Regions from separate parts of the Mus musculus genome. Here region 2 is linked to region 1. Evidence: chromatin loops called from intact Hi-C (ENCODE). Cell type or tissue: heart. All regions are shown on one strand. Each heading gives the region's core, and the rest is flanking DNA. Links, peaks and the distances in the headings are about the cores only. Region 1 holds the start of AW209491 (expressed sequence AW209491). Region 2 holds the start of Ggps1 (geranylgeranyl diphosphate synthase 1).

Region 1 (5,369 bases), core at 179-5,178:
GTACACACCTAGAAGCTTCAGCTGTCCTGGCTAATTTTCATAGTTCTGCAAGGTGTTATGCAGGCTAACAGAGGAGAAAAGCAATCTTCAATAGTATCTGTGAATCCTTGGAGTTACAATTATGACTGGCCTGGCAAGACATGCCCATCAGTACAACAGCAGCACAAATACTATGGGAGTAACCAGCCACTTTACGGTTGGTATTAACATTTTGTCTAAGCTCCACCCCACAGTTACCTGGCTACAGCCAGATATGCCTGGCTCACTATAAAAGGAGCTGCTCGACCCCTCACTCTCTCTTGCTCTTGCCTTCTTGCTCTCCCTCTGTCATCTAGTCCCCCTCTCTCCCCATTCCTCTCCACGTGCTCATGGCCATCTTCTCCTCTCCTCCGCTCCCCTCCCTTCTCCTCCCCCCCCCCCGCCCCTTTTTCTGTCTCTCCTACCCTGTCAACTCCCCTCCCCATTCCCTGAATAAACTATTCTATACTATACTGTGGTCTTGTGGCTGGCCCCTCAGGGGGACCTCAGTATGGGCCCACGGAGGCATCCCCTTCCCCCATACTGACTACACATCCACCAAACATTCACACACACACACACACACACACACACACACACACACATATATATATATAGGATTTAAGTGCCACTCCATAGGATGAAACCCATACTTGGCATCATTATTAGGCTACGAACCTATGCTAGGGAAGTCATAGGCCCTAGGGGAAAACTTACCACTTTATGCTGCTAGATAGTGTAAACTGACTTATTATTATACCCATAAATGAATGTATTTTCAACCCTCATCTAAGAGGCTTCTATTGCAGTAGATAGTTATTAACACAGTTGTTAATACTCACAACTGGCCAAGGTGCAGAGACTAAAAGACTACATATAACTCTTATTCCTAAAAGGGACATATGTAACACTCATATGTTACTCTCACAAGGCTCAGGGATCATTGTGAAAGGAAAAAAGGTAAGACCTGCAATGAAACCTCCTCTGGACACAGCATGCACCAACCCTGCGCAAGCCTAAGCCAGCATGGCAACTGCTGGCAATTCTGAGCGGCTGGGAGAGGGAGAGACAGTTTTCTCTAGGAGTGTAGCCTCCCTCCCACCCTTCAGTGGAAGACCACACATCCTAGACTATTTGGGTAGTACAAAGCAGTCTTGAAGGAGGGGTGGAGTATGGGATTGGTTGAGTCATCCATGGTGGATATGAACCAAACACATGATATGAAATTCTCAAAGAACTGATTTTTTTAATGTAAAAACAACTGCTTAATATTAAAAATCCACAAACTGTCCAAACAAGAGGCTCTCCTAAACTAGTCATCCTAGGATCTCTCACCTCTTACTCCTTCAATAGATGATTTTTGTTTTCTTGGGGCTTGTTGGATTTTTTTGGGGGGGTGGTGGTGGAGGGGGGATTGTTGTTTGTGTTTTGAGACAGTGTTTCTCCACATAACCCTGCTTGTTCTGGAACTTAATATGTAGACCAGGCTGGCCTTGAGCTCACAGAAATCCACCTTTCTCTGCCTCCCAAATACTGGGATTAAAGGTGTGCGCTGCCACTCCCGGATACAGTCTTTTAAGGAGTTGCCTCTTGATTTCCACAGGGTTTAGAATATCAAGCAATCAAGACTGTCTGATTTCTGCATGTGATGTCAACTTAGCAATGTTTCAATAGAACAAAGGGGATAACCAACTGGCCTCCTGTTCCCATTCTGAAGGAAAAGATGGAAGGACCCAGAACACCACACCAGGTGGCCAGCCTGGCTGTTGGACTATGACAAGGTGCGAGAGCCTGGGGTGAAGTGTTTCTGCGTGAGTGTGGTTCCCATTCTGGTATGTCCACCTGCACCGCTGGGCCTGATCCAACAAGTCCGGATCAAACAGGCTCCAGCTGGCCTAGTGCTTAGAGGCCAGAGTAGGGAAGACGCAGTACTGACCCTTCCTGCCCCGAGACCCGGCCCATGCCCTCCCTCTCCACCTCCCTCTATTCCCCACTCACTCCCTTGGTCCCCGGATCCTCACCAGCAGCGCCAGACACCATGCGCACATGGCGAGGGAACACAGAGGCAGTCTGCAGAGACAGCTCACCAGTCAGTCCTCACCTTGTTCTGCTGAGAGGCACTCCGCCTGCCGAGTCCCGCCTCTGGCATTACGTGGTTCCGGCCCGGTGAGCTTGAGCTTGAGTCCCAGGCGGCACCGCAGCGACCATATTTGTTGAGGGCAACCGGCTTCTGCTACCAAAGCGACGGAAACCTGAGCTCCCAGCCAGCAGGGGCGGGTCAAGGGTTGGGTCTCAATCTCACTGAGTCCTGAATGCTAAAACTTATTTGGGTCTCAGATTTGGATATTTTTAGCAAAATAAAAATCGAGAACCATGAGGTTCCAAACGCCACTCGGAAGCATTTTTAGTTGCATCATCCTGGCCTTTACATAGAAGGAACCTTTAAATGTGCTGTCCTTCCGAACAGGGCAGAGAACTGCATAGCTTCAGGGGCTGTGGATATTTAGTTCAAAGTTATCCGAGGTGAGGGGGAGTTTGAGAAAGCAAAACTAATTTTAAGTATTTTTTTAAGTATTATTTTAAGTATTAGATTTCAATTGTGTTTTCCTTGTCCCAAGTACTACTTTAAGGATAGAAGTAACTCAGATCAGACACACTACCAAAATCTTAAGACAGGAGCAATATCTCATTCGGTGCTTTAAATATACTAAAAAAAAAAAAAAAAAAAAAAAAAAAAAGCTCTGTAGCCAGCGCTATTCCAAATACATTACACACGAATTTATTTAGTTCTAAACTAAAGGGTAAATAGATGTATTTTGCCCCTGAGGCACAAACAACGCTGTAAATGCCTTCAGCAAAGCCTGCCAGGGTTTATCAAGCACAAATTCCAGAGGGCTTTGGAACTTCAGGTGTGTCTAAATGGGGGGGGGGGGGGGGGGCAAGAATTAAAACCATTCTTTAAAAAGACTCCATTAATAACATACCAGAGTTCTTTCTCCCATCCAGGGCAGCCAGCCCATTCCTCCCTCAGAAATAAGTTTATTGTGATGTAAGTAAACAGGTGTCAAGATAGAAAGAAGCCCAACAAAAAATAGGCACCATTAGAAAATGGGAAATTTTCCTGATTAAATGTTGCCCCTAGCCTCCTTGCTCCTCCAATGCTCCCACCCCCTACACCTTTTCCCTTCAAACAGTAAATACGTAAAAACTTCCAAAGAAATCTGACAATCACAATCTACAAGAAGACTCATTCACAAACTCAACACTCCCCAACCTTCTCCGGCTTGGATTTGGAGGACAGAGAAGGCACATACAACAGCACGTTTCCTTAAGAAGTACCTTGTAACTGGAACCTTCAGCTACCTGATTACTTTGGCCCTCAAATAAGCTTCTCTTCATTTAAGGGCTGAAGGCACAGATAGGAAACAGCTCTTCGAAGTAAAGGCATATTCTAAACATCAGTGGACTAGAAAGTACAGTAAGGAATTGAAACACAGCAAAGAGCAAGAATCAGATATTCAGTTAACAGAAATTTTAGGTCCATAATCAAGAAAAGTAAAAGGAAAAATGTAAATATACTAAAAAATTTACAAAAAAAATTTTAATAAGGACCTACTTGGGCATTCGGTCTAATAACCATTAAGAAACTTATCAAATGTCCTTCCTTTGGCAGCACATTTTAAACTAAAACCCAAGTGATCCAGAGAACATTAACATGGCCCCTACAAGAGGATGGCACACACATTTGGGAAGTAAAAACTCATCAAAAGGCAAATAATTGTGGAACAAAAGACAATCCCAAAGGCCACAGAGAGGGAAGTATTTTGTCACAGACACAAACTATAGCTAATAAAGGGGCCATTGCACTGGTTGCCAGGAACTTAAAATTCTAATCCTAGAGAAGTACCGACCCCTCCCACTGAGTATGTTTTTACTCTTCTTTACATCGAGGCAAAGGTTAGGGCTGGAGAGTTGAAAAGCTTGGAAACTGACTGGAAAGCAGGTGAGCTTAAGTACCAAGAGTCAGGAACTCCTGTGTATGACAATCAACTGAAAATGCAAAAAATGGTAAAAGAGCTCAGTGCTCCATTAAAAAGCAGAATCTTCCTCACTCTTCCCTTCTACTTCCCCTTCCCCAGTATATGTAAACGTCAAGAACAGTCACGTTGCTCAGCTAGTAACTTTGCAAAGCAAGATTTATGGTAAGGAATTTGCTGCCAAAGCTTTCCAGATACAACCAAATGTTGGGAGAAGCTATGAACACTGGGAACACTATAATACACAAGATGAAAAGAAACTAACATCCAGAAGCCTAAATGATTTAAGAATGTTTCGGTGTACAATGAGCCCCTACATCAACGAATGAGTTTCTGAAGCAACTAGAACAAAAGGGGAACAGATGAGTTTCAAGGTCAATGAAGAGTTCTGTTCAGCCTTGTGAACAAAGGGGATGGGGTTGCAGGCAGCTTTCCATTTGCGGAGGCAGAATATAGCTGACCCTGAATCTAATGTTTCCTTCCGCTGCACTATCTGCACTTTCCTCGTCTTAAATTTATATACCTCTACTTTCCTCTTTGATTGATACATGTTGACATTCTTCTGGGGTTCTTGTTTTGAGAGCCAGTGTTTCTTCTATGTAGCCCTTGTTGTCCTGGAACTCTGCAGATCAGGCTGGCACTGACTTCAGATCCACTTACCTGTTTCTCAAGTGCTGGAAATAAAGGCTTGTGCAACCACCACTCAGCATTCTGTTGTGTTTTGTTTTTTTTAATATTGGACATCAGGTTTAAACAAATTAAACAGCAGCTAACAGAAATCCTACCTTTCCAACAATATCAAATTTACTTACACACACACACACACACACTCACCAATGTAAGGGAGAAACCTTTTAATTTAGTGGTTGTCAGTCTTCCTAATTATTTTTGTTGCTACCTTAGCTGTATTTTTTTTTAAATACTGCATTGGTTTTTTTTTAAGATTTATTTTATTTATTCGAGTACACTGTAGCTGCCTTCAAACACACCAGAAGAGGGCATCAGATTCCATTACAGATAATTGTGAGCCACCATGTGGTTGCTGGGATTTGAACTCATGACCACTGAAAGAACAGTCAGAGCTCTTAACCGCTGAGCCATCTCTCCAGCCCCAACTTTAATTTTGCTGTTGTGAATCATAATGTAAATATGTTTTCCCAAAACTCAGAAGACCCCTATGAAAGAGTCATTTAAATTCCCAAGGGGGTTGCAACCTACAGATTGAAAACCACTGTTCTAATTTCTTTGCAGTCAGATAATTAAAAACAAAAAACAAAAAAAACCAACAACAAAAAAAAAAACCCGAAAAAAAAC
Region 2 (5,369 bases), core at 97-5,096, 570 kb after region 1:
GTTTAAAACCATGAAACTTTTAAGGCTAAAGTTTCCAACATATTTATTTTTAATTGTTATTTTGATTATTTGTTGGGGACAACAGTTTCCTGTAGACTTGTTGCCCTCCAACTCAATATGTAGACCAGGCTAGCCTCTAACCCAGGCTGTCCTTGAACTACTGATCCTCCTTCCACCAATGGGAAGTGGAAACAGTCACGCACCCTCACACCTGACTTACCTACCTACTTCCTTCCTTCCTTTTTTTCTCTTCAAAAAGAAAAGTTTTTTTTACACAGAAAATGAAAATTAAGAAAAACAAAAACATATTGACATCTTCAACTCAGTACCTCCCTTTCAGACAAACATTTACTGAGAATTTAAGATGTGCCAGACATCACAACAGGAACTAACAGATTACAACATTTATTCCAAATGTATTCAGCTTCCAAATGTATTGTGCAGTATACATTTATCAGTTAACCTAAAGCTTTCCTCCAGTCATACCCAACAACAAGACAGATATATGCTTTCCCTAAAAACTTCACTTTGCCCTAAGACACTCACTTTTCACTATTTCATACAGGTTGTACATCTGTGACAAACAAAAAGGTTCCACCTCTCATACAACACTGGTTACATTTTCATTCATATGAAAGACAGGAACTTAGAAAATAAAAGCCAAGCCTCTACAGAGCCCCAAACTCAAAAAGAGGAAAAAAAAAAAAAAAAAAAAAAAAAAAAAAAAAAAAAAAACCTTTAAAAGGGTCTAAACTGCTTTGTACAAGAGACAAACACAAAGTGGCAACAGCATTTGTAGTCTACAAACAGAAGCTTTTGAAACTGTACCTGGATGCAGTCCTACAAAAGCAATCCTCACTGGATTAATTAAAATTTAAAAAAAAATTAATTAAATTAAAAAAAAAAAAGAATCCCAAAAGAACTGTCAAAAGTAGATGTCATTTACATTCTAACACTTCAATACACACGCTTTCCAAGCATATCTGAATTTGTAGTAGATTTTAAAGAAAAATTTTCCAGTATCAAAGTTCCAACAGTTAAATCTAGATATTTTCAGATACCTAAAGCTTTTCATACCAATATGAAAAAAAAAAAAAAACTAAAACAGCTGTGATTTATTCCATCAATACACAGACTACTTCTTAGACACATTTCTTAGAAGCTATTCTGTGGTCAACATGTTTACTTCAGTACAACCTGCCCATTACACACAACATATCTTAAAAGAGTCAACTCCAAGATCAGTACACCAACAGTGAGAAAAAGAAACCATACAGAAACCTAAGTCCCTAGAAATACAAGGCACAGCAGGCCAACTCGGGTTTCTTTAGGGAAGGAGCACCAAACTGCTTTAAACATCTTCAGTATTTTGCTTTCTGCTTAAAATTTACGGTCCCGGTCACATAATCAAATGACATTTCCTTTCATCATTGAACAGAGAGAGAGACCCACTACAGTTTCAATATTCAGGTTACTAGACCAGCTTTCCGTTTTACGATTTAAGACGCTTTAATGTGTGCAGTTGTTCCTTCGGCTCCATGCAAAAGGTGCTGTTCTGTTTGGGAAACCTGAACAGCTTGGGTGAGGTTATCTCCTAACTGACTCCATAACTTCGAAACACACAGCCTGTGGATGTTCGCTCCAGCTGACCCTGTCAGGGAAAGCTCCACACCGAGCCACTCCACACACACACACACACACACACACACACACACCTGCCTCTGCAAAACTCGCAGGCCTGCTACAGCCCCGACACTTCCTGAATTCGAAAGCCACTCAAACTGGCTAAGTGACGCCTTACCTTCATGGTGACTCTGGGGCCGCGATCCCCACGGCGACACCAGCTTCACCTGCACCTGGAGGGGAAACAAAGACACCGGGTCAGCACCACCGGCACCACCACCACCCCCGCCCCAGGCCGTAGGGGCGGGGGCGGCACCGAGCGGGGCCAGGAGCCCCGAGCAGGCACGCGCCATCCCACCGCCCCTACCGCCCCCACCGCCCGCCGCCCCATTGTCGCGACTCCACGGACTTTTCCCCCGTCCTCCACGATGACGCCATTTCTGTCAGAAGAAAACTCACAACAAGCCCAGGGTCCGGCGCGGCCTGAAGCGCGGCTGCGACCGTCCAAGCCTACGGAACCGCGATGCCCGGAGCCCCCGGACTGAGCCCTCGGTGAACCGGCGGGCCCTTGGGCTGCGGAGGCTCGGCCCCACAGCGTCCGCCCGCGTCCCGCCCGAGCCAAGGCCCACAAGTGGGAGCCGGGACCGGGCACCGAGGACATCCAGCTCCCAGCACGGCGGCCCGAGGCCGCCGGGCCCACGGTGCGGCCCGGGTAGGGCGGCTCCGGCTCGGCGCGGCGGGGGGCGGGGGTCCCAGGAGGCCGAGGCCCCGCTGCGAGCGCCGACTCAGCCCCGTTGCCATCTGCCCCGATGCGCGGCCCGGCCCGGAGCTTCCCCCATAGAAAAGAATGTCCCTACCTCGGGCACAGACGAGGTCTGAGCCCTGCGGCCAGAGCCCCCTGATCCGCCTCCCCCCACCCCCAACACCAGCAGGCCTGTGGGGAGAGAGAGCGAAGGAGCTGCGGGTCCGCCGGCGGCCGGGACTCCGGCTCCGACTCCTCCTCCTCCCGTGGCGGCGACTGGTACCTTTGTTTGGCGGCCGCTCCGGCTCCCTCGCGGGGGGAGGGGGGCGACAAAAAAATCCCTCTCGGACGGAGGTCCGGGCCCCGGTCTCACAGCCCTCCAGAGGAACACGGCGGCCGACCTTCAGCGGCTCCCTCCGGGCAGAAGTCCAGGCGGTGGCCGTCGCGGCGGCAAACTGCGGCTCGAGACTCTCCCTCCGCTCCAGCGCCCGAGCTCCTCACTCCGGACTCGACTGACGGGCAAACATCGCTTTCCCCCCTCTCTGGCCCCCCTGCCCCTTCTCCCCTCCCCTCGGCCCTTTGCCCCTCCCCTACCTCTTTCCCGGATGCCTCTCAGACGACCTAGGATTGGGTAGGATTCTTTGGAGCCCGCCTCTTCCAAGTTTCTATTGGTTTGAGCGATGCAAACAACGACGCCATTTACCCACCAGTTCTATGGAAACAGAAAGTTATCCCTCAATACTTTCTGGGAATTGTAGTCCAGTCTTCTAGGCCAATCGGTAAACTGACGGACATTAGAACTACCAAGACCGCAATGCCCACTTGCCTGCGTTCGACGAGAGAGGGGAGGGGAAGGAGGCGCGGCCATGAGGCAGAGGGGAGGTGGCATACGACGCCTGCGCAGTGTGATAGGGATGGCGTATTTTCTTGCACTGAGTGCTGCGGCGTCGCTGGCCGCTGAGGAGGGCAGAGATTTCTGTGTGAAATAGTGGGAGGGCTCCAAGGAAGCCTCTTGAAGAGCCGCAGTCAGAACAATAAATTGAGAAGTCGATGTGGGCACTGCTAGTCTCGTACCGGCGGCGGCTTCAAGTCTGAGATCATCGTGGAACCGTGAGCAACAGCGCGGTGGCAGGGGGGACCCGGATGGGGAGCGGGGGAGGGGGCGGTACGGAGGAGGAAGCAGTAAGGAGGGAGAGAGGACCCGGATGCTGACCCGGCTCGGAGTGACTGCCGGCCGGGTGCTGGGATGAGGGGAGGCAGAGGAGCTCGGAAAGAGTGGAAGGGCCACCGGTGCAGCGCAGGGAAGAAGCCCGCCTGCGAGCTTATTACAGCTATGCCTGTGTGGAGCCCTTTCTTTTCCTTCAGAGCCATCGCCCCCCGGGGCTTGGAGTCAAAGGTTCTTGCTATGCGCCTAACAGCTGAGCTCGGTGACCCATATCTGTGTCGCTAGTCTCAAGCCAGAGCCGGCCTATTTTAAAAAGAGAGAGAGATACTTTGCATGAAATTTTCAATATTGTATGAATGTTTGATGCTCAGAGTTCACCCTCTGAGATGTTAGAAGTCCTCATGTGGAAAGAGGGGATGTATAACTTCCTGAACGGAAGTCTAGTCAAAATGAAACCTGATAGGAGGACCTTTGGCTTCGAGAGGTATAGAAAGGTTTTCCTGAGAGTGTGAGAACTAAGCTTGACTCAAGAAGCCAGCCAGAGTTACTAAGGGAAGTCCCTAAAGGAAAGGAAACCTGTTTCAGGAAAAAGACTTCCCAGTAGGAAGAACTGAGGCCCAGAGAGGTGAGGTAGGAATTTTGATCCAGTACCCTGGAGACTGAAACAGGATGACCCTGTCTTCAAAAAAGGAAAAAAAAAAAAATTAAAAACAGTTTTTATCTGGTCCAATGGCCCAGTGAACAATAGGATATCTTGGATTCCTAACTTGAATTGCTAAAATGATAACGCACCCAAAAGAAGAGGAAATGCTTAGCATTGTGGTGGTGACAAGTGCTAAGACCAGCCTGATCTACAGTATGAGTTCCAGGCTAGCTTAGGCCACATAGACCCTGTCTCAAGAAAAAAGTATATAGAGGACAATTAGAGAGGCAGCTACAATTGCATTTCTACAGTGGAAACAATCTGTTTGCATAAATACTAATCTACTCTTTGAACAAATTGCTACGAGCTTTTCATTTTGAAAGTGGGAAAATGGTGTCAGATTCAGAGACATTCTGTAGTGACTCCATATAAAACTGAGCTTGTGCCCCTCAGCCATTATTACCTCTTAAATTTAAGTCTAGTACACGAGAAGCCGAAAAGTCTAACTGTGATAAATTGACAGTTGTGGATTTAAAAAAAAAAAAAATTTTTCAAGAGTGTATAGAACTCAAACTGCCTTAGGCTCTTAAGAAAAAAAATACCAAACATTGTTTCTCAGTATTCACAAACATTGAGTTCTCATGTTTACCCCTCCACTGATAATACTATGTGTAAATATTTTGGGGGAAAGAACATTAATGACTCACATGAGTATTGTTAATGTGAGTGAGCAAAGGGAAGAGTGTTTAATTCATCACTGGTAGAGAAATAGGAAAGATTAAGAAAACTTCAGAATTTAAAGGACTCTTAATTTCTGTGCAGACTGTCACTTGCTGTCGACTAAGAGGCAAATTCTTGAAAAGTGACCTCATTATTATAAGTTAGGTCAAATGTGTTTTCCAGGATGCAAACAAGATAGCAGCTGGCTTCTTGCTACCACTCTAGTTGAGAAGAGATGGCTGCTAGCCTTTGGACTTTACCCAAAACCAAAAAAAAAAAAAAAATTTTTTTTTTAACAATCTTCTTCCAGAATGATGTTACCAACATTATCTGCCTCCTTCCTTCTTTGCATCTTCTTTATTGTTCACCTCTAAGAACCAAGCAACATGTCCATGTACCTCATCCCATACCTGCTCTACCACCACCACCCCCATCTCCATGTGGATGACCCTATTCCCCCACCCCAACTTTACCAG

Evidence for each region. Hi-C counts contacts between places; a loop is a spot of excess contacts. Peaks named below come from ENCODE experiments on the same cell type or tissue, not always from the same donor. Only the 100,000 strongest peaks of a DNase experiment are listed, where the experiment ranks them.
Region 2: a loop joins it to region 1, with 4 times the contacts of the local background. A loop is called at or near these places in 2 of 42 quality-filtered maps.

What each region holds. Positions count from the first base shown.
Region 1 is chr13:14,627,035-14,632,403 of GRCm38, reverse strand. AW209491 (expressed sequence AW209491) reads right to left here and starts at 2,146. Exons shown (of 2, transcript NM_134067.4): 1 at 2,040-2,146. In heart, for the core only: a CTCF peak has its summit at 2,277; a DNase peak (open chromatin) is centred at 2,153; H3K4me3 peaks cover 1,512 bases; H3K27ac peaks cover 1,247 bases.
Region 2 is chr13:14,061,312-14,066,680 of GRCm38, reverse strand. Ggps1 (geranylgeranyl diphosphate synthase 1) reads left to right here and starts at 3,193. Exons shown (of 4, transcript NM_010282.3): 1 at 3,193-3,475. It overlaps Arid4b (AT rich interactive domain 4B (RBP1-like)), which reads right to left and starts at 2,897. Exons shown (of 24, transcript NM_194262.2): 1 at 2,649-2,897; 2 at 1,802-1,856. The coding sequence starts at 1,807. In heart, for the core only: no CTCF peak of the experiment used is centred there; DNase peaks (open chromatin) are centred at 1,800, 1,960 and 3,170; H3K4me3 peaks cover 3,702 bases; H3K27ac peaks cover 2,760 bases.